2 separate regions of the Homo sapiens genome follow, and region 2 is linked to region 1. Evidence: read pairs that join two places in POLR2A ChIA-PET (ENCODE). Cell type or tissue: PC-3. All regions are shown on one strand. Links, peaks and the distances in the headings refer to the core of each region. The heading gives the core; the rest is flanking DNA.

Region 1 (2,917 bases), core at 266-2,765:
TGAGGACCCACATTCCTTTAGGAAATTCCTGCCAGGTGGTCCTAAGGGGTGGAAGTTAAGTGAGCCACACACATGCACCCACACACACATGCACACAGACACAAACATAGAGACACACTCACACAGAGACACACATAAATACATACACACACAGAACTATATATACTCACATATACACAGGCAGAGACACACACAGACACAAACACAGAGACACACTCACACAGAGACACACATGAACACATACACACACAGACATATATATACTCACATATACACAGGCAAAGACATGCACACAGACACAAACACAGAGACACACACAGTCACACATAAAGACATACACAGAAACACACATACATAAACACACATTTATATACACACAGACACACATAAAGAGACACACATACACACAAAAACATACACTCAGACTTGCACACAGACATACAGAAACACACTCATACATAAAGACACACAGATAAACACATACACACATACACAGACACACAGAGATACATACATAAATCACACAGACTTTCACACATACAAATCGGCACACACACACACACAAACACACAGATTCACAGACACACTAAAGAGACACACACACCCATAGCCATACACACACTTACACACACAGATATACAGACTCACAGACACACACACATATACACGGACACAGACACAGTTACACACACAAATAGACACAGACACATATAGACACATATACACAAGCACATAAAGACACACATGGACACACACACTTGCACACAGACACACAGGCCGACACACTCACATGCACACCTCTGCTATCTCCCTTGCCCCTGATTTTGTAACTCCTCAGCCCTGCCCTCCTGGTTCCAGTGCCTATCTCCTTTGTCCTCCATTTCCCAACTTCAGGAATCCTACCCAAGAACCTCCTTTGCCCCGCTTTCCACCTGGAGAAGGTCTAGTTCCCGACCACACCCAGCTGGAATATTAGCTCCTGCAGGAGGCTTCCCTCAGCCACAGCTAGCAGAGCAGTCAGTGGCTCCCTGCCAGCACGGACACACTTCAGATGCACCGCCATTAGATCACAACACACAATCTCAGCCTTCATGAAACTCTTCCACCCACCTTTGGCCACCGCTCTCTGAAGGAAAAATTCACTGTATTCATCTCACCCAAGAGAGACATAGTATGTTGTTCAGTAAACGTAGATAAGTGGGTACTTTTCAGGTGATGCTTCTTCCATAGTCCTGTACATTTTAATCAGTTAATTTTAATGTCAGTCAATTATTAACAGCTGGAGTTGTTGGTGAAAGTTATGCCCTGGGAAGGAGTCATGGTGAGATGTTCACGGCTGGAAGCCTCCCCCATGACCAGAGTTTCCACCCCACCTGCTCTCTGGGGTGGGAAGCTGGGGTGGAGACAGATGGAACCACACATATAGACCGGAAAGTGGCAAGCGGCAAGCGCATGATTGAAACCTGCTTCTGCTCTGCTTCCCACCCCCCGCCCAAAAGGGAAGCCTCTCTTTGGTTTTCCATAAGGAGTGTCTGTGTTTGGTCACCAGACAACTCTTACTCATTGAAGGGTGCGTAGGAGTTGGCAGGAAAACTCCACTATGAAACTTCCTAGCTTCGTAAGGAAAATGCCTCCTCTATGAACAGAGGATCTAGTTTAGAGCTTGAAAGAGGCAATGCCAGATTTTAAGAGTAACCTCTGGTTAAATCAAAATAGAATAGGGAATGAACATTTTTTTAGCTTACAACAGACCAGACCTTAGGAATTTTAGCAACTGTTATCTAAGTTAATTTTAATAACCTTATAAATGGCCACAGTTGAGGAAGCCAAGGCCCAGGGATGTTAAATAACTTTTCTCAGGATGGCCAGGGAGAGCACAGCTCCTTTCATTCTCTACATCTCATGGCAGTTTCAAAGACTTTCAGACAAAATTATACACTTGCACGGTATAGGATGCCCAGCAGTGACCTTCTCTTTGCTACAGAGTTGGACTTAACTTGCTTAATAGAACAAATAAGAATTCTTTGAAATAATTTCTAGAAACAAAATTCTTTTTTCATTTTTTTGAGACATAGTTTCATTCTGTTGCCCAGGCTAGAGACACAATCATTTCTCACTGCAGCCTTAATGTCTTGGGCTCAAGCAATCCTCCCCTCTTGGCCTCCCAAAGTGCTGGAATTACAGGCATAAGCCACCATGCCTGGCACAGGAACAGAATTCTCAAGTGACATATTCTTGGGTTTTGCTGTCTTTCAGGTCTCAGGGACATTGACTATAAATAGAGAAGTCATTCATGAAGCAAAATGACCAAGGAGGATGCCTGGTAATTTAAATTCTTCTTGGGAAGAATGTAACAGTGTTAATTTTTTCACTTACTTATTCTTTTCCTTCTTGCCTACCATATTTTTTTCAACTTTGGGTAAAAATGTAATAAGTTGTATTGCAATTTTTAACAAGTGTTACCCACATCAATATTGAAGGGTCAGTTGCTTCACAAATTTACCAAACAATACTCTTCACCAAAACACTATTGTTGGAAAGGGACCACCTCAACTAAGAGCCCCTCAAAACCAAATCCCCAGTGGGTTACATCACCCCATAACCTCTTGTTACTCATCTTCTTCATATCCACTTGTCTTTTTACAATGTTCCACTATACTTGTTGGTATAAAGATCAGTAATCCATGGTTCTAGCCTTTGAGGGGCTTGTGAGAGAAAGACATGGCATGCCATGGACCAACTTAGTGGAGGTACAAGTGTCCCTGGAGCACAGAAAGGGAGGAACTACATCTCCCCAGGGGAGTTCCAGAAGTTGCCACAGACTGTGACCTGGGCTTTGAAGGGTGAGTAGGAGTTGGCAGGGGAAGGAGAGGGGGAGAATGTGGAAGGACTGGGAGCAGTCATGGCCTGAGGGGAG
Region 2 (2,917 bases), core at 145-2,644, 120 kb after region 1:
TGATTACATGTATTTCTAAGTATTTTGTTATTTTTGATGCTATTGTAAATGGAATTGTTTTCTTAATTATCTATTGGATTGTTCTTAATTTATAAACACAAATGGTTTTTGCGTGTTCACTTTGTATCCTGTACCTTTGCTGAACTCATTTACTAGCTCTGATAGTTTTTTATTATGGAATCTTTAGGGTTTTTACATATAAGATTATGTCATATGTCATCTCTGAACCTTGATGATTTTAGTTCCTCCTTTCCAATTTGGATCCCTTTTATTTCTTTTTCTTGTCTCAGTGCTCTGGCGAGGACTTCCAATACTATGTTGAATAGAAGTGGTGAAAGTTGGCGTCTTTGTCTTGTTCCTGATCTCAGGGGAGAAGCTTTTCATCTTTCACCATTAAGCATGATGTTAGCTGTGGATTGGTTACATTTTATTAGAGACCAGAGATAGCCCAGCCCTCTTACTGTATCTAACTATAGTTTACTTGTCCCAAGGAAACTGTTCCACTGGGCTTATGGGACACACATTTTCCTGGCGGAGAAGCCATCTCCTTTGGCAAATACTTTCAAAGGTGATATTTAGGTAATAAAATTGGCATATTAAGTGATATTTTTGACAGTCTTAACACACATTAAGTTTGAAACTTCAGGGAGAAAATAAGAACATATTTCTATATGTCAAACACATCCAGGAATTCCAGAAGGCATATTAGTGAGGGCCAGTGAGTCTCCACGGATGAGCTGGGAGACTGGGAGATGACCACAGCAGGGAGGCGTGCGGCGTGCGTGGGGGGTGTGGGCAGCCTGGTGGGATGTGGCAGAACTGTCACCCAGCGGGCAAGGTGGCCAAGAGGACACTCCTTCCTCTCCCAGGCCCTCAGAGATGTGGGCGAAGGGGAGAGAAACAGGTCCTTGCAGTTAGGGGAGAAGGCAGAAAGAGTGTTTAGAGATGGGGCTAGGACATGGGAGGTGGTGGGGTGAGGTAGAGAGTGAGGAGTCGCACAAGAGTGTGTTTGCTGGTGTGGAAGGCAGAGGCCGCCTGGCTGCCCGCAGGAGACATCCAGGCATGGTCCTGCGATCTGGCAGCAAATGATTTGGGGCACTGATCCACCTCAACGGCTAGGGGTGACGGCCTGTCCAGTGAACCCAAACCGATATGTGTATGAAAATAAATAAATATATGTTTAAATATATAAATATTTATATTCATATGTATTCAATATATAAAGATTTATTTTAAGGAACTTGCAAGTTTGAAATCTGCAGAGCAGGCAGGCTGGAAACTCAAGCAGGAGTTTGCTACAGTCTTAAGCTAAATTCTTGTTTCTCTAGGAAATCTCAGTGTTTGCTCTCAAGGCCTTCTGTGGATTGGGTAATGCCTCTGTTAAGGGTCATTTCCTTTAAGCCAAGTAACTGTAGACATTAACCACACCTACAGAATACCTTCATGGCAATAGCCAGACTGGTGTTTGACTAAGTGACTGGGAATTAGAGCCTGGACTGTTGACGTGTAACACCAGCTACCCCGAGGACAGGCTGACTGTGAGCCGGAGAAGGCTGAGGCCTTGGGGCTGCTGATCATGGCAGAGGTGAAGGGTGGATGCGGGCACAGTTCTCACTGAGTAGGTTGGGGACGTCTGAGCCAGGTCATGGACCTGCTCCCTTCATTGTGCCAGTACTTCCACTGCTATTGACTGCTTCCTTTCAGCCCCAGCAAAGTGTTCTGGGGCGTTCTTTGGTGATTTGAGGGATTCTAGAGAAACTCTTGCAGAAAACATGGTTGGTAGTAAATTTTACAGATCTGGGATGCTTCTGTTCCTTTTAGCTGTGATGAGAATTCCCTAGTGATTTTATATTTTGGGTCTGTGTTAGTTTAGTAAGGCTGTCATAACAAAGTGCCACAGACTGGGGAGGGGGCGAGGGGACTTAAATAGCAGAAATCCATTTCCCGCAGTCTGGATATTGGAAGTCCATGATCAAAGGTATCGGCCGATTTGGTTTCTCCTGAGGCCTCTCTCCTTGGCTTGCAGATGTTCATTTTCTCAAGGTGTCCTGACATGGTCTTCTCTCTGTACAAGTCTGTGTTCTAATATTCTCTTCTTACAAAAACACCGCTTGTATTGGATTAGGGCCCACCCTCATCATCTCATTTTAACTTAGTGACGTGTTTAAAGACCCTCCTTCCAAATACAGTCACATTCTGAGGTACTAGGAGTTAGGGCTGCAGCTTAGGAACTTTGGGAGGATACAGTTCATCCCATAACAGGGTCTTGTCTTGATTTTTGTTGTTGTTATTCTGATTGTTAGAATTAATATCCCTCATTTTATTCGGTACTAGGTGCCGTGGCCCACAGGGGAGAGTATGTAATGAGTTTGTCAGGTTGGATGTCCACTGAGAATTCCGATTTGTTCTATGGCTTGTGGAGCTAGTGTTCACTCAAATGATGTTCTGTGGTCCTGTCCCCAAACACACACACACAACCCCTTCTGGGCTTCTTTGGAATTTGTCTGAATCCCTATTTGCGAAAGCTTGATGAAGTTTGCAGGGTGTTAATAGATGGTATAGGGAAGAAGGGTGAGGCAGTGCAGGAGAGTGCTGGGAATGTGTGAGTTAAATTTAGAGGGTCTGATGTCACCCTCACCACTCTGGGCACCCTTCTACCCCACAGACTTTTGACCTCACAGATGACCTCTCAGGGCACCATAGTTGGGGACCATCTCTGCATGTCAGCAAAAAGCTGGTGCCCCGAGCAAGTGTCCTTACTGAACCTACAAGCTAAGACCAAGAGCTGCCCATTCAGACATGTCACACTTGAACCAGCCATAAGTAGTGGATTTTTTTTTTTTTTTCTGGCTTGGCTTCTCACAGTCTGTCTTTATTCCAGGTGCTGCAGCGCAGTAAATGTAATTTGAAGAAGGCA

The links. Peaks named below come from ENCODE experiments on the same cell type or tissue, not always from the same donor. Only the 100,000 strongest peaks of a DNase experiment are listed, where the experiment ranks them.
Region 2: POLR2A ChIA-PET joins it to region 1 with 5 read pairs; 2 of 35 experiments call an interaction of 5 or more read pairs at or near these places.

Annotation. Positions count from the first base shown.
Region 1 is chr7:50,850,187-50,853,103 of GRCh38, reverse strand. No RefSeq gene overlaps it. Among named protein-coding and RNA genes, the nearest start is that of GRB10, 69 kb to the right of the region's middle. RefSeq lists an enhancer at 1-71. In PC-3, for the core only: no CTCF peak of the experiment used is centred there; a DNase peak (open chromatin) is centred at 1,583; H3K27ac peaks cover 1,691 bases.
Region 2 is chr7:50,732,333-50,735,249 of GRCh38, reverse strand. GRB10 (growth factor receptor bound protein 10) reads left to right here. Exons shown (of 19, transcript NM_001350814.2): 4 at 2,882-2,917. Among named protein-coding and RNA genes, the nearest start is that of GRB10, 49 kb to the left of the region's middle. In PC-3, for the core only: no CTCF peak of the experiment used is centred there; a DNase peak (open chromatin) is centred at 1,449; H3K27ac peaks cover 927 bases.